Linked DNA regions of Homo sapiens: region 1 is linked to region 2. Evidence: chromatin loops called from intact Hi-C (ENCODE). Cell type or tissue: gastrocnemius medialis. All regions are shown on one strand. Each heading gives the region's core, and the rest is flanking DNA. Links, peaks and the distances in the headings are about the cores only.

Evidence for each region. A loop is a pair of places that touch in the nucleus more often than their neighbours do. Peaks named below come from ENCODE experiments on the same cell type or tissue, not always from the same donor. Only the 100,000 strongest peaks of a DNase experiment are listed, where the experiment ranks them.
Region 1: it touches region 2 in a loop (3-fold over the local background); 5 of 110 quality-filtered maps call a loop at or near these places.

Annotation. Positions count from the first base shown.
Region 1 is chr15:63,369,340-63,380,331 of GRCh38, forward strand. It overlaps CA12 (carbonic anhydrase 12), which reads right to left. Exons shown (of 11, transcript NM_001218.5): 2 at 6,319-6,339. Among named protein-coding and RNA genes, the nearest start is that of CA12, 7.0 kb to the right of the region's middle. In gastrocnemius medialis, for the core only: no CTCF peak of the experiment used is centred there; DNase peaks (open chromatin) are centred at 2,392, 3,142, 5,460, 6,115 and 1 weaker place; H3K27ac peaks cover 289 bases; H3K27me3 peaks cover 540 bases.
Region 2 is chr15:63,307,218-63,318,209 of GRCh38, forward strand. It overlaps APH1B (aph-1B gamma-secretase subunit), which reads left to right. Exons shown (of 6, transcript NM_031301.4): 6 at 1-1,909. LOC124903506 (a long non-coding RNA gene) reads left to right here and starts at 10,771. Exons shown (of 3, transcript XR_007064676.1): 1 at 10,771-10,992. In gastrocnemius medialis, for the core only: no CTCF peak of the experiment used is centred there; no DNase peak of the experiment used is centred there.

The DNA.
Region 1 (10,992 bases), core at 1,757-9,756, 62 kb after region 2:
TTCATTTAATCTGCACCATAGCTCTGCGAGGCAAAGAGAAAGAAACTACAGTTAGCTTTGTATGTGCTAGGCCCTGTGTGAGCCTCTCTCCATGTGTTATCTTATTTGATCCTTACCACAACCCTCTGAAGCACAGCTGGGATTCTCAAACTTGAGTGAGCAGCAGAATCACCTGGAGGACTTGTTAAAACAAATTTCTGGGCCCCGCCCCCCAGAGTTTCTGGTTAGGAGGTAGGCCTGGGATGGGCTGAGAATTTGCATTTGGCTTAGGTGATGCTAATGCTGCTGGCCCAGGGACCACACTTTGAGAACCACTGGTGTAGATGCCATGATTCTCATCTTGTAGCTAAGGAACCAAGGCTCAGAGAGGTCATTACTTTCCTAAGGCGCACCAGACAGAAAGTGGCCTAGCAGATATTTCCATGGAGGTCGCCTGGTTCTGGGGTCTGTAAAGTTTCCGCTTCTTCCTCCTGGTTTTCTGCCTCATCCTCTGTTCCACTATGCCTGTCTTTAGGAACTAATGCTAGCTTCCCTATGTTTTTACTCAGCTGATGAGGCCAGCTGTGAACACAAAAATGTAGGCATTTTGGCAGCCACAGGCCAAAAGCCTCCAGGATACGCACAAACCCCAATTCTGCAATTCAGGAAAGATGAGAAGTAACTATGAGTAGGCGGGCCACACCACATCCAGACAGACCCTAGATGTCACAACTTCAATTAGAAGTAACTGAAACTACAACACAGATTTAATTCAAGATAGGGGGTCGGATTTCTAACCCCAGCAGAAATCCATGGGATTTGGGGATAGGAATTCAGTGTGCTGGTATGAAAAACATGTCTGCCAGGCACGGTGGCTCACCCTTGTAATCCCAACACTTTGGGAGGCCGAGGCGGGAGGCTCATTTGAGGCCAGGAGTTCAAGACCAGCCTGGTAATGTAGCCTGTGTCTACTAAAAAATTTAAAAATTAGCCTGGCATGGTGGCATACGTCCTAGCTACTTGGGAGGCTGAGACAGGAGAATCCCTTGAGCCCAGGTGATGGAGGCTGCAGCGAGCAGTGATTGTGCCACTGCACTCCAGCCTGGATGACAAAGCCCTGTCTCAAAAAAAAAAAAAAAAGAAAAAAAGAAAAGATAGGAAAAGCATATCTGGGCGGGGCACGGTGGCTCATGCCTGTAATCCCACCACTTTGGGAGGCCAAGGCAGGTGGGTCACCTGAAGTCAGGAGTTCGAGACCAGCCTGGTCAACATGGTGAAACCCCGTCTCTATTAAAAATACAAAGATTAGCCGGGCGTGGTGGTGGGTGCCTGTAATCCCAGCTACTTGGGAGTCTGAGGCAGGAGAATCGCTTGAACCTGGGAGGCGGAGGTTGCAGTGAGCCAAGATTGCACCACTGCACTCCAGTCTGGGTGGCAGAGCGAGACTCCATCTCAAAAAAAAAAAGAAAAAAAAGAAAAAAGAAAAACATGTCTGGCCTTTTCCGGCTCTCCTGAGAGTACTTTGTGCCCCTTATTCATCCTCAGGATGGCAGCTGGGAGTCGCGAGAAGTGGCTGGAATGTTTTGAGATGGCCAAGCCTCCCTCCCTTTGATAGAGACAAGAGCCCTCGGTCTATTAATTGCAGGTGCTCCCTGCTGTTTTGAGTCTCCCCTGAGCTCTCACTGCAGCCTGCTTTTTATATTGCAATTCAGGTGTGAGGTCACACAGTGCCTTTATCACTGCTGAAGAATAGAAAGTCAAGAGTTTGCTTCCTGGCCTCCTTTCATGTGTTCCATTTCTAGTTCTGTGTGGGAAGAGGCTGAGAGGGTGTCTGGAGCCCCAAGAAAGTTCATTACAGAAAATAAATATTTCCGCAGATACAGGACAGAAGGCGGGTGGAGGTGTGGGCCTGGAGGACTTCAGGGACATGAAAATGAGGTTTGCCCCAGTGGAGGATCTCCCCCTGATTTCCAAAGGAAATTCTTTAAGACGGACAATGTATTATCTGGGAGAGGAACCAAGGAGTGCAGCAAAAGGAATGCACAGCACTGCCCGGCTCACACCGAGTCCTGCCAGAGCCGAGGGCCACGAGGGCTGGCCTGCCGCAACAGAGAACTGGGCAGGCTGACCTGTAAGCATGTGCGGCCACAGCCACAGCCAGCCACCTGGCACCCCCGTGCCAGGCCACCTTCTTTCCAAGGTTTCCTGAACAGGATGGAGGGGCTGGCCTCGCGGGTGCCCTGTGGGGCTGTGATAGGGGTTGGCGCACCCTCCAGGAGGAAGGCTTGTCATCCATGTTCTTCTGCCATCCCATCGCGTTTAAGACTTTGCAGATCTTGAGCAAACAGGGGTTTTCATCTATTTCTCAACCAGCTCACATCCAAGAAGCAGCAAGCCAATATCTGATATCATCAGGGATGAAACACCACGCCCATTCTCAGCTAACATGATGTGCTCTCGGGTCTAGCTCCAATACAGTCATTCTTTCTGGTTGCTCTGTTGTTTTGAACACACTAGGGTTTTTTTTGTTTTGTTTTTGGGTTTTTTGTTTTGTTTTGGTTTGGTTTGGTTTTTTCTTGGGGAAGGACTAAAAAAGCTATCAGAGTAAGGATGAATCTCCCAGCCAGCTGGAACTTTGTAACTCTTTTATTGAATATGAAATATATACCGAAAAGTGTGTAGACCATAAGCAAACAGCTGGATGAATGCTCAAAAACTGACTGCAGCACCCACACCAAGGACCTGAACGTGCCCACAACCCTTCCTGCCTCCTTCCGGTCATCTTCATCCCCCACAGGGCACATATTCTGATACCTTAGCAGGCTGGAGTTTGTCCTTAGCTCACATGACAACCTGACCTGCAGCTGTCCTCAGTTCACAGCAAGTGAAGCTGCCGGGCTCAGCGGGATTGATGCGGGACTGATTTCCGGCGGGGAAGGTCCATGTCACATCATCCCCAGCCTCTCTCTCATGATGCCACCTCAGCCATGCTAAGCCCAGCAGCCATTCAGCTGCTGTTTCAGCACCCTAGGAGGGGCTCAAAGAGGTGGCGCTGGCCCCATCTTGGCAGTCAGATGGTCCTCCTCTCTCCAGGGAGGAGCCATCCATGCAGTCAGCCTGGTGACTCAGCTATGAGGATGTAGGGGTAGAACTCCCTTTTTTGTACTTCTAAAAGTCCTACCATGTGTGCCAGACAGTGGGAGGCCCCTGGAGAATGACTCAGCAGTGTACGTGCAAAGAAGCTGAGTTCTGCACATGAGCCACCATGCCCAGCACGGAGCCTTTGGTTGGACTTGCCCCATTCAGTGCGGCCCTTATTGCTTGGAAGCCGTTTCCCTCCAGCACTTATGCTGGGCCCTCTGTCTACCTGTGCAGCCCTGAGCACAGGTGCCAGCTGCCAGCCAGGACCTAAGGAGGAGCTAGCCAAGACCTCAGGAGGAGTTTGCCTCCTTAGCTGTCTTCCATCTGTCCTCTCCTGCACGTCCCCTCTGAGGGCTGACTCCACATCACACATGCCCATGTCACTAATAAAAACCAGACTTGCCTTTGTGCTTACCCCATGCATGTCCATGCATCATTAGACTCTGCCCTCTGCTTCCTCAGCAAAGAGCTGCTCTAATTATGCAGGGTAGGAGGGACAGAGGGCTGGCCAGAGCTAGTGGTCAGGGAGAAATGCTTCTGGACAGGTCAGTGTGGCTGCACTGAGAAGCCCGCCCTTGGCGAACACCACGTCATGATGAAGAGGCAGTTAAGATTCTCTTCCCAGCCAGTCATGGTGGCTCACACCTGTAATCCCAACACTTTGAGAGGCCGAGGTGGGCAGAACACTTGAGATCAGGAGTTCGAGACCAGCCTGGCCATCATGGTGAAACCCCATCTCTAATAAAAATACAGAAATTAGCCGGGCGTGATGGCACACCCCTGTAATCCCAGCTACTTGGGAGGCTGAGGCAGGAGAATCCCTTGGACCCAGGAAGCAGAGGTTGCAGTGAGCCAAGATCACGCCACTGCACTCCACCCTGGGTGAGAATGAGACTCCAAAAAAAAAAAAAAAATTTGTCCTCCCACACCTTCACACAATGTCTCTGTTCCCTGTCGCCATCTCATTCTGCCCAGGAGGGCTGTAACAGAGAGATAGGGATAGAGGACCCCGTAGAGATGTGATCTGTGTTTCTATCATACCTGAGAGGCCAGCAGAAGAGGTGGGGCAAGCTTCCTCTCTCTGGATAGACAGGTCTTGGGAACCATGGGTCAGTGATTCTCTGATAGAGTGCAGCTAAGAATCACTTGGGGAGTGCGTTAAGAATACAGGTTTTTCAGGCTCCCTCCCTTTCCCAGGTCTAGCCCAAGGCCTAGAAATCTGCATTTTGGGGAAGTATTCCAGGTGATCCTGATGTGGGTGATCCCAAGCCGTAGTTTGAGAAACACTGGTCTAGACAACCCCTCCTCCAGGTTACAGATGGGGAAAGTGAAGTCCTGGGGCTGAAATGGCTTACTGGGGATCATATGGAATAAAGCCCAGAACCCAAGTGCCACCTTCTTTCCATGCCTGTCACCTCCTACACACGGAACCTGCCCAAGGGGCCCTGTGGCCCAGATTCTGCGATTCTTACTTTGTCAGTTCTCTTATCCTGGCCTGGCCTTCCCCCTCACTGCCACCACTGTAAACTGGATGTGAAGACACGGAACGGGGTTTCTCCACAGGCCAAACACCTTCCTGCCTCCCTCCATCCTTCCCCCTCCACCTCCTACCACCAAGTAACTCTTCCTAAAACACAGACTTACTCCCTGCCCTGCCCCTCCAGGAGCAGGACAAAGTGGGAAAGGCCTGCCCTGACCCTCCACACCTCCCCTGTTTGACCCAGCCTATCTCTCTGACCTTAGAGCCCGTGACTCCGCTATCAACCCTTCTCCACATGCTTTCCTCGAACACCACCTTGCTCTTTCTTGCTTCTGCTCAACATCACCTTAGCCAACAGCACCCACTCCCCACTCACCGAATCCTCCTTATCTTCCAAGGCCCAGGTGAAAGCCCTCCTCCTCCAGGAGGCCTTCCCTGACCATCTAGCCCTAGCACACTCGCCCTCCTTTGAGCACTCAGATCTCTGAAGCATTTGTTTATGATGTTATTATTACCTATTATGTTCTGCTTTGAATTGTGAGCTTTAAGTAATTCCCAACTATGGACCACAGCCTACCCTTCTATTACCCACCCACTTAGCAATGTGCTGTGCACATAATCAGTACATAAGGGATGTTAGCAATAACGGAGCCGTGCAGTGCTGGGGCTGAGGGGACCTTGGCCTGTGGGTAGCTGGTTGGTCAGTTCAGTGACTTTTCTATGCATCTTGGGCTGGTGAACCTCCAAAGGCTGACCTATGCAAATTGGTGTCAGATCTTTCTCTGGACGGTGCTTCCACTGTAGTAATCAACTTCCCGCCTGTCCCCGCCCACAGCCATTGCATCCTGTGGCTTTAACTTTGGCCACAACCCTGCTTGCTTAAAATGCCTCCTGTGCCAGTGAGTCAGTTCCACCCTTCTGCTACCAAAACAATCGATCTTGTGCATCTTCTGTGGCTGTGCCCCAACAAGACATTATCAACATTCCCGCACTGGCCAGGGGACTCAGGTGTCTGGCCTGCCACATCCATTCCAGCCAATGACCAATTTCTAATTCACTGCAACTCTCCAGCTAAGCTGATTTCCAGCTGCTTCTCTGGCAGGCCTGCCAGATGGGGCTAACATGCTCTTGGAGACCGTCCCACAGAAAGCCCAGGCAACAAGCACACTGGTGCTCCTCTCGCTTCATTTAAGACAAGCATCCCTCTTTCACTAAGCACTGACCAACACCTCTTCATCCATCGCTAGCTTACAATCACGGCAACAAGAAGTTAATTCTAGACATACTGACAGCTTAAGTTCTGGGACCTCAGCCAAACTTTCAGAGAGGAGCCCTTTCTTCTTTGTTTATAATAGGATATGTGTCCTGCAAGGGAGAAAGGCTCTCTCCTGCCCAGGACCCTTGCAGTCCGGAGGTGGGGCAAGTTACCTCCAAATCTTGGAGGTTTGGTAGAAATCCTTGCAGGAATCTGAAGCCTGGACACTATGACTCACAGTCCTGTGCCTGGAGCAGGCTCGCCTGCTTGGAGAAAGTGCAGTATGCAACCCAAGTTGAAGTGTTCTTAGGAGATGCCTTTGTACTCTCTTTCTACAATACAAGAACTGTGCTTCCGACCCTTCAAAATCACCTCCACAGAGCATGAAGTTTCTGTTTTTCTCATTAAATACAACCATTTCTATTTTCTTTTCAACAAAAAAGTATTTAAAATCTCTACTTACCAAAATAAGTCCACTTGGAACCTACAAAGAACAAAACACAGTAAGTAAGTACAATGGAACCAGATGAGTAATGGAAAACACTACAGATTTTGTTTTGATATGAGCGAAATTGAAAAGGAGGTCGATGCCCAGAAATTGAAACTTTTTCTTTTTCTTTTTTTTTTTTTTCAAGGTGGAGTATTGCTCTTGTTGCCCAGGCTGGAGTGCAGTGGCGCGATCTCGGCTCACTGCAACCTCTGCCTCCTGGGTTCAAGCAATTCTCCTGCCTCAGCCTCCTGAGTAGCTGGGATTACAGGCACGCACCGTCACGCCTGGTTAATTTTGTATTTTTAGTAGAGATGGGGTTTCTCCATGTTGGTCAGGCTGGTCTCAAACTCCCGACCTCAGGTGATCCGCCTGCCTTGGTCTCCCAAAGTGCTGGGATTATAGGCGTGAGCCACCATGCCCGGCCAAATTGAAACTTTTTCTGAGTCTGCATCAGAACAGCAGCTTCTCAGGGCAACTGTGCTCCAGTCAGCAGCACAGGCAGTTGGTTCATGCAGAGGCTCATGGAAGCAGGAGGGGGTTCTTGAGCAGGTGCCTTCCAGACATCTTAGAGAAGCTAAACTTTATTACCTGAATAGGCAATAATTTCATGTGGCTCAAAACCCAAAAGCCATCAAATGGTATATACAGTAGAAGCTCTTCTTCCCACTCTACCTTCCCTGCTTCCATTAGACAAGGAGGTTAGCTGATGATTGGGAGCCCTTTCATGGCATGGCTACACACACATATGCATTGATCTCCCTCTTTCTCCTCACACAAACATTGGCATACTGGAAATAGTGTTCTGTGTCTTGCTTTTTCCCACTTTACATTTTCTCTCTCTCTCTGTCTCTCCCCTCCCACTCTCTTTCTTTCCTTTCTTTCTTTCTTTCTTTCTTTCTTTCTTTCTTTCTTTCTTTCTCTCTCTCTCGCTCTCTCTCTTTCTTCTTTTTCTTTTTCTTTCTCTCTTTCTCTTTCTTTTTGTGAGACAGGGTCTCACTCTGTCACTGGAGTACAGTGGTGTGATCGCAGCTCACTGCAGCCTCAACCTCCTGGGCTCAAGCAATCCTCCCACCTCAGCCTCCCTAGTAGCTGGGATTACAGGCGCGCACCACCACACCTGGCTAATTTTTGTATTTTTCACAGAGATGGAGTTTCACCATGTTGCCCAGGCTGATCTCAAACTCCTGGGCTCAAGCGATCTGCCCACTCCAGCCTCCCAAAGGGCTGGGATTACAGGTGTGAGCCACAGCACCCAGCTGGGAAAAAGTTTCTCTTTGAGGAAGCTGCTACCCACATCTGAGTTAGAATTCCAGGGGTAGTAGGAATGTGTAGGCAAAGTTCTGCCAGAAAGAGAACAAAAGTCACCCACTACTTCGCACTCCACACTCTTCATGCATAAATGTTCTTCGTTCCTATGTCAAAAAAGGTCTTTTTCACAAGTGCAGAGCTGTGCTCTTGTGACCCTGCCTGCCGGCCTTCCTCTTCACCTCCGAGGAAGGGACCCTGAGTAGAGAAGCATCCCACTGTGTGTCTCAGGTGACTCATCCAATGAGGGGACTGTGCAACTCCTAAATCCCTGCCTCCCAACTTTTCCCAGGGTCTCCGTGGTTCTCGACCCACAAGGGTACAGATGGAAAAGCGTACCCTTGTGGGGAAGCACCTCACATCCCCTTTCTCTCGTGGGAATTAGTTTGCAGTAAAACTTAAGTGACAAGCAATCTGGTCACTTATCACTCCTGGCATTTCCTACTTAAGGAAATTGTGTTTTTTAAAAGTTAAAAAGTGAACTTGGCTTTTTTTTTAAAAAAAAGCCGGTTTAATCTCATATTTTTTGTTATTCTGTTCCATTTCTTTGCCTCAGTGTTTGTAATTAATTTTGTTTTTAATTTTCCAATGTAATTGGTAATTTTTATCAAATTACACTTGCACGTGGTTTAGAAAGTCAGATGGTTCTACAAAGCTGTGTAACAAAAACCTCAGTTCCCTGACATTCCCTAACCATGTACTGCTCCCTAGAGCAACCACTTTGGATCTTTTTAAAATGATTCTTTTGCTATTATCTCCATATCTCTATATAACATGCTAATATTGTTTTACCTTGATTGTTTTATGTTTAGGCATTATTTATTGACATCCCACCCTGGAAGAGAAGAGTTCAGATCTCTTTCTTACACTCATAGCCCATCTCCTCCTTTTGTAGGTGAGGAAATGAAAGTCCACCAAGGTGAAGTGTCCTGACCAATATCATATTCCCACTGGAAGGAGTCCCACCGCATTTACCATTAATTTAGCATTAGTGCCATGAACTTAGGGAATCTTCAAGTCTCCTCAATCTTTGGAGTAGTTAAGTGGAGGAGTCCAGACCCCCTGGAGTATCCGATGAGTATTATGGACCTCTCCCAGTAAAAATTTCCCTAAGCTGGCTGGGTACGGTGGCTCACCCCTGTAATCCCAGCACTTTGGAAGACCAAGACAGGCAGATCGCCTGAGGTCAGGAGTTCGAGACCAGCCTGGCCAACATGGTGAAACCCTGTCTCTACTAAAAATACAAAAATTAGGCAGGCGTGGTGGCGGGTGCCTGTAATCCCAGCTGCTGGGGAGGCTGAGGCAGGAGAATTGCTTGAACCCGGGAGGCGGAGGTTGCAGTGAGCTGAGATTGTGCCATTGCACTCCAGAATGGGTGACAGAGCGAGACTCTGTCTCAAAAAAAAAATTTCCCTAAGCTTAGACACATAAAGTTTTATATACAAGTCATTTCAGAAGGTCCACAGACTCCCCTGAAACCAGCTATGGGTGCATTGAGAGTTGAGGGTCCCAAGATCAACCTCCCTTGAATTAGTAATTAGACATTCAGAACCACGGGGAAACCAAACTTGTATGTGACCCCCAAGTTTACTGCTCACCCCTTTGCTGAAACAACAATGAAAAAAAATAAAGAAAGCATTGCTTTCAAACCAAGCTATAGAAGACATAAAACCTCTTCTGGACATTTTCTTCAGTCTTTTGTGTGAGAGGTTCATTATTAAGATGTAATCCCAGACCTTAGAGATATAATAAGCCAGATCATTACCTCTTAGCAGGCAGAACAGTTGGAGGCCCAGGATGTAAAATTCCACAAATAACAGAGGAGTTCACCCTTACTTTTCCCCTGAGGAGGCACAGGCCACTCCAGTGATCCTGGAGGCCACTAGAAACACATCTGCTGCCTGAGCACTGCTGCCTTGCCAGCAGTTTGCATTGTACCTGCTCACATTCAAATCATAGCCTTATACCCTACATCTTCTGCTACCCTCCCAGGGCTCGCTAATCAAGGTTTTCCCTGTTGTTGGAGTTCTCATCCTCAGATGAGGCCTCAGCATCACACTCTGGAAAGCTCAGGGCTAAAAGTCATAGAGTGGACATCTGGGACTGTGAGGTCGCGGTGGTGACATAGGACTGGGGACTTGTTGAAAGGCAGCAGCCTCCAGAGCAACATTCCCTGCCCTCCTCTCTGTGAGTGAGCTGGCTTGGGACTCCAGACTCGGCACTTTGGGTATAAATGGCAGTGTCTGGAGGGGCTCAGGAGCTGGAGGGCTGGGGAGAAGCGGCGTTGTAAGTGAGGATGGTGAGTCAAGGGGGTTCATCGGGTGAGGATCAGGGCCCCAGCTCAGCTCTGACCTCAGGAAGTCTCTCTAAAAGTGTGTGTATGTGTGCGTGTGTGTGTGTGCACGCGCACGAAAGTGTGCTTTATTCAGGAATTGCACCCCCTGGTTCCCCACTTCTAGCTGTAAGAACAGAAGGCTTAAAAGGATTAAACTGATTCCACAAGCGAGGCCAGGCCAAGGCCTCAGTGGCATCCTGAGGGAGCAGGCCCTTCCTGGAGGGGAATAGTTTCCTTCCCAAGGAAGGTTATCTGTTCCATCTGGGAAACCTGGGAGGCTCAGCCTGAAACCTGTTAGAACCTGCAGACCCAGCTGGTACTGGGCAGGGAGGTTCCCCTGGAGGGAATGCCCAGAGAAAATGGTATTTACCAAGATCCATATCAGAGGTCCTGGGCCCTGCCTGCTTCCTGTGCTGGGTGCTAGAACTTTCCCTGAGTAACCATCTCCTGGGTAGCCCAAGACTGCCTGGCTCTCCACACCAGGTTTGGGCAGGGCAAGCTCTGCAGAATTCACTGAAATGCCCCCCAAAGCCACGGCAACTAAGAATTCCAAGGGTTTCTCCAGAAGACACTTGACTTCACATTATTATGCTCCCTCCTGGGCCCCTGACATTGTTCTTGAACATTCTCCAATGCTGGAAGTTTAAATGCACCAGGCAGAGAGCAGATCACACTTTGACCCCATTACTCAGCTTAACTCCTCTCCACCTCCAACTTTGGGTTCATGCTGACATTCTACACCTCAGTGATTTTTGCTTTGACCTGTCCTCTAAGGCAGTTAAAAACCCAAGGAAACTGCATGAGAATTTACAGAATAAAAGCTGTGCTCTACCCAGGGGTAGGCAGTCTCCTTCCTCAGAGTGAGGCGAAAGTGGAGTTTTGACTACAAACTTCCCCAGTCCCAACTTGGAGAATTGGGAGAGGAGATAAGGAGGAGGGAAAGGGAGAGGGAAGAGGAAGAGCAGGGAAAGTAGGGAAGAAAGGAAGGGGAGGGAGGGAAGAGAACA
Region 2 (10,992 bases), core at 1,653-9,652:
GGTGGGAAGAAGAATGATCATGTTTAAAGCTAACATAGCCAGTGTTTTGGGCTAGCCACACATCATTCCAGAGACCAAAACCTTACTCATGAACTAGACCTTTATCGATATCAGTGAACCCCCATGTTTAAAATATTAGAATGTTTAGAGATAAAATAGAGATAATAGAGATAAAAGAAGAGGAGGGCTTCTATCAATGCTGTAAACAGTCTGATAAGCGACTGTGGTTATTCCCCTAAAGTTTACTTCAGCACTAACACTAGTGCTTCCGCTGGAGTTTGCAGTTTTCCAGCTTTATACAGGATTTTCCTTTGACTGGAAGAGTCAAGGATATAGAGACTCAACAGTGACATTTATTGTACAACATCAAGGGGAATAGGATACTCATCAAACTGGGATTATTCTTATCAAAACATGGTCTTCTTTGAATAAGAAAAATACATAGTTGGTTATTATGGACTTAAAACTGTGTTAAATGGATATTCTGATAAAATATTTGCTGCTCTGTAGAGTGTGGAAAGTCTGAGAATATTAGCTTTACTCATCTTGAGCTTTGAGGATGTTCTCTGTACGCCGATGGTTTCATATTAACTAAAAAAGCTGGGTATTGTAAAATCTCATTTATAAAAACTCAGATGAGAAGAAAATTTTCTTTGATGGTGAGACTGTTGTCTTAGTTCAGGAAATTATTTAATAATCCTTTGTTACCTGTGAATGAAGGAACTTTGTAATTCTGATTTATCGTAAAACATGAGCCTTTCCAGAGTCAGCTTAGACACTGTTGTCGCAAATAGCCATGCTTTGCCTTATGCCAAGGAGGCCCAGAGGGAGGGCCTAGTCTTCCTCTGTTGCTGTACATATATTGAAATGCTTTTTTTTTTTTATTTTGCATTTGTTATCTATAATGAGCTTTCTGAGCCCTGATATTATGTGAGACAAACAGGAGTTATTGATGTTATACACTCCCTTCCATTCAGGATTTTCTGCTTGGAGGGAAATATGTTGACCTTAGAGAATTGTGAATATTGTTGCAATTCTTGAATATATTACCATGTGAATAATAGAGACTGTGTTGCTCTCTAGTATAAGCTATATTTATTTTTGATTCATTTGAATTACTAGTTATAACTGGAGAAATTTTGTTACCTCTATCCTGGCTTGCCTGACTGGCTGTATAATAGCAGCAGCCTCTTTTAGAGCATCTTAATGAAAACATGGATGAAAGGAATTAATGATGATATCTGCAGACTGCGTAGAAAATGGCTTTTGTTCCCAGCGTTAACATTTTCTTCTCAATCACATTTCAATGTTTGTGGAGAGTGGCAGATTCACACCAGAAACACTAGGTGTTCATATCCATAGCATGGATGCAGAATAAGCAGTTGGGAGAGAAGCTTCTTCCTACCTGGTACTCCTCCCATTCACCTCAGCCCAGCCCCAGACAGGCGTTAGCATTCAGTGTGGGCCCTCAGGCAGCCCTGAAGCCTGGCTGGGTCATCAGATGGGGGCAGCCTGTGACGGGCACCAGCGGCCTGATTCCAGGGAAGAGTTCCTGGAGGGTGTTGGCTGTTTTTGTTAGCTCAGTTTTTTTCTGGGCTCCACCATTCCTAACTCCAGGTAGACAAGATAGATGTCACACACAACAATTTTAAAGTATTTTGCTTAGTGCATTTTGTTTATGATTGCAGTGTTTGTTTCTTATTTAATAGGCTTTTTACTTCATTCTATTAAATTTTAGTGTTTAGAAGAGGCGGGTACTGTCACTGTGTAAAATATGTAATATTTTATATGTTATACCATGTCATATATACTTGCAATATCAGACCTTGCATTCAATATACAATGCAATTGACTCTTTGCAGACCTGCATTTTTCAGTGAACAATAAAAAGATTGTCTGGCACTCCTCATTTCCTGTGTTTCCTGTTCTGTGGAATGGTGTATCCTTCAGTATGTTACTACCGTGTTTTGTCTCCTTATGAAACTTGGATGTACATTCTGTTGTTTATGACTGATCAGTTCAGAGACTTTTTTCAAAGAGAAATTCTTTATCTGATTTAAAACTCCTAAGGCTTATTTCATATCTGTGTGTTTAGGAGTAGTTTGGTTCAGAGCATTTCCTTGAGGTATCTTAAACCAAGCCGGGGGAATCCTCAAAGATCCTGGAAGCTTGCTTTGCAAAATCTCCTAATTGTAAAATGGTGAATTTAAAGAATGTTTGTATAATAGTGGCTAAGGATTGGAGTCCGGTGAAGAGGAGAGTACAATTTAGCTTTTACCTGGTGATTCTGAGTAGCCTATAGAGTCCTTTTCTCTTTCTTTCCCTTGGTGAGGAGACAGTGCAGCTAAAGGGTTGAGCTTGGCCCTTGCCATCAGACAGGATACATAGGGGATTATGATACGATACTCAAAACCATTTGATGCTTGTTCACTCTGGCTTGAAATGAGGCTGTTGCAGGCTATGTTGATGACGTTATTGGATGAAACGTTCTCAGGTCCCAAGGGCTCTTTGCTTCTAACCTGTAAACCAGTGGAAGAGGTGGGCATTCCTCAGGTATCAGCCCAGATTCCTGTACAATTTCATTGGCCCTTAAACACTGAATTTTGGTTCTAATTTAATTGTTACTTGTTTGGCATTTAGTTGGAATGGAGATTTCCCTATGACCAGCCTCAACACATGAGAAACCTCTAATGGAAAGAAGTGCATATTTTACTTTCACCTCTTTGAAAATGCTGAATAGAAGGAACCTCTGGACAGGTTGTGGTCCCAGTCTCAATAGAAGAATTAGATACATTGTAAGGTGACCATAATAGATTATGAGTCCCAAGCAGATCCTGGCTTTAATGCTCAATTAATTTATAAGTGGTACTTGTTGCCTCAGTGTGGATCGCTGTAAATCCTTCTAGCTACTAGTAAAATTACACATTTTTTAGAGCTTGCACAAAATCAGATGAAGTTTACAGTGCTTATTCAGGGCTTACCATGCACAGAATACTGCTTAGGCACTTCAAAAGGATGGAAAAGAACGAGATGGTGGGGATCTTTGTCCTTGGAAAACATATAATCTAACTGCACAGATTAAAACACCTAAGTATTATTTTAAGGCAACTACAAAATGCACTACAAATTATGGAATAATATAGAATAGCTTGACTACTAAGATGATGCTTAATTTAGAAGTGGATGAAGGGCACTGGGTAGTGGATATAGATAGGTGATAGCTGAGGACTGAACCCTGGGGGCAGTCAATTGAAAGGTTGGAAAGGAGAGAAGAAGGAAGGAAAACCAAAGGAGTGCAGTGGCTTGACAGCCAGTGGGGAAAGGATGTCAAATGCTGCTGGATAATGGGTAAGAAGAGGAGAGAGAATTGATTGTTTTGTATGGAGAGATGGAACTTGCTGGTGATCTTGATAAAAACAAGATGGAAATCAGAGTGAACACCTGAATAGAATGGATTGTACGGAACAGGAGATGAGGAAGTAGACACAGCATTGAGAACACAGGTATTGTAGAGCAGTGGGATGATGAACCTAAGGAGGATGTGGGGGAAAGAGAGTTTTTTTTTCTTTTTTTCCTTATGATGTAGACTGTAACTGTAACTGCATGTTTATGTTAAGATAAGAATGACTCCATAGAAAGGAAAAAATGACGTAGGAGAGGGATAGGATAGTTGCCAAAGCAAAGACCTGAAAGAGGGAATAGAGAGGGAAATTCTTTTATTTATTTATTTTGATTTTTTTTTTTTTGAGACAGAATCTCGCTCTGTCACCAAGCTGGGGTGCAGTGGCATGATCTCAGCTCACTGCAACCTCTGCCTTCCAGGTTCAAGCGATTCTCCTGCCTCAGCCTCCCGAGTAGCTGGGACTACAGGTGCGCACCACCATGCCCACCTAATTTTTGTATTTGTAGTAGAGACGGGGTTTCACCACGTTGGCCAGGCTGGTCTTGAACTCTTGGCCTCAAGTGATCTGCCCACCTCAGCCTCCCAAAGTGCTGGGATTACAGGCATGAGTACTGTGCCTGGCCAAGAGAGGGAAATTCTTAACGTTAAATGCTTATATTAGGTAAGGAAAAATATTCAAAATCAATGACCTAAGCCTCTACTTAAGAAACTCGATAAAGAAGAGCAAACTAAAGCTAATATAAGGAGAAGAAATGAAATCATAAAAGAACAGGAACCAAATAAATAGCAGTAAAACAATGGGGAAAAATGAAACAAAAATCTGGTTCTTTGAAAAAAACCAATAAAGCTGGTAAAGCTCTGGCCAGATGGAAAAAAGAGAAGGCACAAGTATCAGTAATGACAGGAGACGTCACTATAGGCCCTACATTATTAAATTAATAAAGGATAGTATGGATAACTTTAATGCCAATAAATTTTAAAACGTAAATGGACAAATTCCTTTTTTAAAAAAACCCACAAAATTCACTCGAGAGGCCGAGGTGGGTGGATCACCTGAGGTCAGGAGTTTGAAACCAGCCTGGCCAACATAGTGAAACCCCATCTCTACTAAAAATACAAAAAATAAACCAGGCGTGGTGATGGGCACCTGTAATCCCAGCTACTTGGGAGGTTGAGGCAGAAGAATCACTTGAACCCAGAAGGCGGAGGTTGCGGTGAGCTGAGATAACACCATTGCACTGCAGCCTGGGCAACAAGAGTGAAACTCCGTCTCAAAAAAAAAAAAAAAAAAAGAAAAGAAAATCTGCATATCCTTCTATGTCTGCAGACTTTGTTTTTTCTTGCCTCTTAATATGCCTTGTAATTATTTGTTGAAAGCTAGACATCGCCTCTTGGGTAATAGGAACTGAATTTTAAAAGCCTTGAGTGTAAATTTTATGTTAATCTAGGTAGGAGTTGGATTATATTTAATGTTTGCTGTGGCTGTTAGTGCCAGAGGCTTCGAATTCCTCTGGTGGTCTTGTTTTTGTCTCCCCTTTTGACTGTGGAGTTCCCTCAGTGCCCCTTTTCAGAGAAAGCCTGTGTCTTGCAACTCGTTCAGCTGTAATCCACTGTAAATTAACACTAGAGCCCTGTTGGTATGGCAGTGCGATGTGGAGGAGGGGACATGTATAATAATAAAATTATAATAATAAAATCTAAATCTCAGTATTTTCATGGGCCTGAATCCCTGGGCTGAGAGTTTCTTAACTTTTTCCCCCTTAGATAAGACAGGAAGCTAGAAGGTGGCTGGAGAAGAAAGGTAACTTTCCCCAGCTGGGTTACGGCTTTGGTAAAGTCTTTTTCCTTGGAGAGAGGCTTTTGTTGTGGAAAACACTCTGGATGTATTTTACAATGAAGACAGTATTTCTCACCCTTACACTAGTCCATACTCAGACTCCAGCAATTTGTCAACATTAGCATTTAAGTGTTACTACCAGTTTATGGCTCCAGCAGCTTGCACTCCAGGTAAGCAAATCTCAGCTGTGACTCTGGATTCACCTCTCTCTCCAGATTTTGGAGTGGTGGTTTACCCTGAGACCTCAGTTCTCTGATGGGTTCAAAAGAATTGTTGATTTTTCCATTTGCTTAGCTTTTTCTTGTAAGGATGGGAGTGATGGCTTCCAAGCTCTTTATATGTTAGAGCTAACTGGACATCCTCTGTATCTATTAAATACGTTGAATTTGTAGTTTTTATAAAGAAAACAATTATTAAAATGTACATGTTTATAGGCAATATAGAATCACTATTACACATAACTTTTTGTTCTGTAACAACTAAACAAAATGTCATGATTGAAATTTCAATTCTCCATATTAAATGGCTATATACACACTATGAAAGAATACCTGGTATGCCAATATTTAAATTTTTTGATAATTTATCAAAGGGATAACTGAACTTGTGTCCTGTTAATTTACCTAATCTAGATCGGATTGATAACAGTGCCACTCGCAGGGAATAAAGTTGTGTGAAATGTTTCTGTTTATCCTACTAGATACCAACATATATCACAAATCTGCACTCATGGATATGAATGTAGAGTTTCAGAACAGGCCCGGGTATATATGGGAATTTCATTTATGGTAAAATTGGCATTTTAAGTCAGTGGGGAAAGCATATGTTATTCAATAAATGGGTCTGTTTGATCATTTATTTGATTATATTTGGGAAAAAAAAGCAAAGCTAAGTTTTTACTTTCACTTATTTAAACATATTAAAGATTCAAATGCAAAAAATAAAACCATAAAAGAATCTTTTAAAATTAGAATAGTTTTATAGTCTAAAGGAGGAGAGCTTTTCTCTACATTTCACTTAGGCTACAAACTACAAAGAGGAAAGAAAACAGATTTGACTACATACAACTTTAAAACTGCAGTGCAAAAGACATTCTAAACAAAGAAGACGGGGAGAAATATTTTTGACATATATAGAATTGTCACCTATAATATATAAAAAGCTTCTATAATTAAAAAAATTAATGATACAGTAAAAAGAGATCAAAGCATATAAACAGATAATTCACAGAAAAAATGCAAACAGTCAATAAACATAAAACAAAATGCTAAACCACGAATAATAAAAGCAAAACAAGAAAATAATTTTGGACTATCAGATTATCAAGGGTGAAAAGGATTGATAATAACAAGGATTGTTGAGCATATGGTAGAAACGACATATTATGAAAAAGGATATTAGTACAACCCTCGGGTGGTAATTTAGCAGAATCTGTTACATTTATGCAGTTTTGAGATGTGCATATTTTGAACCAGCAAATTCCTCTTCTAGGAATTTGTCCCATAGAAATGGTGTGTCAGAGGAAAAAGACCACAAACTCACAGTTTTTTCTATTCTCTGAACAAGCAAGCAATCAGTTCTGCTGCAGACACCGGCTGGGTGTCCTCTAATTCAATTCCAACACTGTCTGCCTGGAGATAGCATCAGATCCCACAGGTTCAGGGCTCAGTCCCCAAAACCACGCTCCCTTCAGACACCAGTTGCATATCCAGGCCTCCTGAACTTCAGACTGACCAACTTCAAGTTGGGGTTCCCACAACCCTGCTTTGGGGTTCAATTAATTTGCTGGAGTGGCTCACAGAACTCAGGGAAACACATTTGCTGGTTTATTATAAAGTGTATTATAAAGGATACAGATGCAGAGATTCATAAGGCGAGGTGTGGTGGAAGCGAGATACAGATGCAGAGATTCATAAGGCGAGGTGTGGTGGAAGCGACACAGAGCTTTCATGTCCTCTCTGGTGTGCCACCCTCCAAGAACCTCCACACGGTCCACTATTGAGAAGCTTCCCAAACTCTGTCCTCTTGAATCTTTTATGGAGACTTCATTACATAGGCATGATTGATTAAACCTTTGGCCATTGGCTGTCAACTTAATCTTGAGCCTCCTCTCCTTCCGAGAGGTTAGGGGTAGTAATCAAAGACCCAACCCTGTAATCCTGCCATGGGCTTTCTGGAGACCAGCCCCATCCTGAAGCTGCCTAGGGACTGCTAGCTTTCAGTCAGTCATCATGTACAAAAAGACATCTCTTTGGAGATTCTAAGGTTTTAGGAATTGTTTGCCAGGAAACAGAGATGAAGATCAAATATATATTTCACAGTATCACAGAAATACATCCAAGTACACATGGATCTTGTAATAGTCTTGTAACAGTAAGGAATTTGCAGCAAGTGCCTATCAATAGGGCATTGCATCAAGCAGCAGGACATTGTATAGCCACTGAAAAGAATGAGGATATCCAGGATGTGCTAGAAAACAAAAGCAAGAATAAAAGATAATTCTTTCATCCAACAAGTATTTCTTATGCCAGACATTGTGCTAGATACTGAAAATTTAAGAATGAAAATAGGCATGATGCTGGGCCTTGTACAGCATATAATATAGAATCCTATTAATACATTTTATTAAAAATTTAAAAATGAGTATAAAAATACATATGAATATACATAATGTCTGGAAAATAAATTGTTAGCTAAAGATAATTGTTTAGCCTAACACTAAATTGTTAAAAGTGACTATTTTGGGAGCTAGGATTATGGGGGGACTTTCTGCTTTATACACAATTATTTGCATTTTTCAAAAAAATAGGCATGCATTATTTATGTAATCAGACAAAACCATAATCTAAGCACTTTCATGATTTCTCTTTGTCCTTGGTAGAAAGTGGATATTATTCAAGGTCTTTTGTAATCTGATCCCAACCACTTTTTTCTGTCTCCCACCTGTAAACCAAAGAAAAAGACCGAGGCAAGCCTCAATTGAGAGGTTTATTTTGTCAAGGTCGAGGATGCACCTAGGAAAAAGGAACACAAATCACAGGAAGTCTGTGATCCATGCTTTTTCCAAAGAGGGTTTTAGGACTTCAATATTTAAAGGGAAAGAAGAGACCATAGGGGAAAGAGGAAAGAAAGAAAAGGGAGGAGGGGGGCTGGGCACAGTCACGCCCGCAATCCCAGCACTTTGGGAGGCCGAGGCGGGCAGATCACGAGGTCAGGAGATCGAGACCATCCTGGCTAATAACGGTGAAAGCCCATCTCTACTAAAAATACAAAAAATTAGCTGGGCGTGGTGGGCACGCACCTGTAGTCCCAGCTACTCGGGAGGCTGAGGCAGGAGAATCGCTTGAACCCGGGAAGTGGAGGTTGCAGTGAGCCGAGATCGCACCACTGCACTCTAGCCTGAGTGACAGAGTGAGACTCCATCTCAAAAAAAAAAAAAAAAAAAAAAAAAAAAAAGGAAAGTAGATAAAAAAGGCAAGAGGTTACATTATCTCAAGACTTTGATTAGGCTTTGATTCGTGCTCACTAAGTCTGCATTTTACTCATGAAAGGAGGGGGTAGAGGAACAGTCAATTATGCATTCATCTTGTGCTCCGAGAATCTGCATTTTTCTGTAAGATAAACACCGAGTAGAGGAAGCAGTCAAATATGCATTTGTCTCAGGTGAGTGAAGGGATGACTTCTGTCTTTCTCCCATACCTGTGAAGATATGCTGTTAATTTACATTGTCGGGGGAAATCCAACAGAATTGTTTCAGGGTAAATATCTTGGGGCCTACAAGGAATTTCCTTGTAAGCAAATTATGTGGAGGGGGGCTCTTCCTGGGGAGGGACTTGGCCCTCTATTTTTGCAGCTAGCTATTTAGAAACAAAATGGAAGGCAGTTTTTGCATGACTCAGTTCCCAAACTGAACTTTTCCCTTTGGCACAGTAAGTTTGGGGTCCCAAGATTTTTATTTTCCTTGCACACACCATTCCCAACCCTCCTTTCTCAGACATTCTCAAACACATCCGTGAGGTCTCCTCTACTGAGATGCACGTTGACTCTCAACCTCCACATTTTAGTTCTTGTTTTTAGCTCCAACCAGAAAATGTCCTATTCCTCCTTCAAGATCCTGCTCAAATGTCACTTCCTTTGGGAAGTCTTTCCTGATTAGGCCCAGAAAAGCAAATAACCTTTTCCACTGTGATCTCTTTACACTTTCCTTTAAAATCAAGGAACAATTTACATACAATAAAACGCACAGATTCAAAGTGTACAGCTGGATGAATTTTACCAAATGTGTACACTTGTGTAAGCTCCACCCCAATCAAGATATAAAACATTTCCTTCCCTGCTGGTTCCGTCTCCCTTCCAGATCATCCACAGGGGCAACCGCTAGTTCCCACTTCTATTGCCATAGATCAGTTTCATTTGTTGTTGTGGGTTTTTTTTGTTTTTTATTTTTTTTTTAAACGGAGCCTTTGTCACCCACGCTGGAGTGCAGTGGCACAATCTCAGCTCACTGCAACCTCTGCCTCCCAGGTTCAGGTGATTCCTTGGCCTCAGCCTACCAAATAGCTGGGACTACAGGCATGCGCCACCACACCCGGCTAATTTTTGTATTTTTAGTAGAGATGGGGTTTCACCATGTTGGCCAGGCTGGTCTCAAACTCCTGACCTCAGGTGATCCGCCCGCCTTGACCTCCTAAAGTGCTGAGATTACAGGCATGAGCCACTGCGCCTGGCCAGTTTCACTTGTTTTTGAACTTCATATACGTAGAGTAACACAAAATGTACTCTTTTGTGTCTGGCGTCTTTCACTCAACATAATTTTCTGAGATATCCTCTATATTTTTGTATATATCAAGAATTTGCTATTTTTATTGCTGAATAGCATTCTATTTTACAGAGATACTATAATTTGGTTAGTCACTCTTCTTTTGATGGACACATAGCATTCTGTACATACTGCTCTTCTGTACAGCGGGGCTGGCAATTTCTGTTTGTGTTTCGGGAAAAGCTCTCTCAAACTGTGTTTTTCCTCTGCTCTCATACCACCACAGTAATATCAACGCAGAAGAAGACTTCCATGACCAGAGGTGTAGGTTTTTTCACCACACACCAAGCAGCAGACGCGGGCTGGGTGCCCTCCAATTCCAACATGATCTACCTGGAGATAGTGTCAGATCCCACAGGGTGGGAGTTCAGTCACCTGAGTCTATCTAACCTGCCCCCTTTGTTTCTTCTCTCTCTCTCTTTCTTTCTTTTGATGGAGTCTTGCTCTGTTGCCCAGGCTGGAGTGCAGTGGCACAACCTCAGCTCATGGCAACCTCCACCTCCCGGGTTCAAGCAATTCTGCCTCAGCCTCCTGAGTAGCTGGGACTACAGGCGCCCACCACCACGCCCGGCTAATTTTTGTATTTTTAGTAGAGATGGGATTTCACCATCTTTCCCAGGCTGGTCTCAAACTCCTGATCTCAGGTCATCCGCCCGCCTGGGCCTCCCAAAGTGCTGGGATTACAGGCGTGAGCCACCGTGCCCAGCCCCTGCCCCCTTTTTTTCTTTCCTCTTTTCCAGTAATTCAGTCGTTGTATCTAAATTATGCTTGAATCCCGACCACTTAATCTGTGTTTAGCAGACAGGAGTAGTTCATTAAATCTTTACTTTTGAATAAGGAGGTATGAGAAAAAGTTAGTTGGAAGTTAGTTTGAATAATAGAAGGGGGTTAATCCAGATTTTGTCCATTGATTAAAAAGGAGTGATAAGCTCC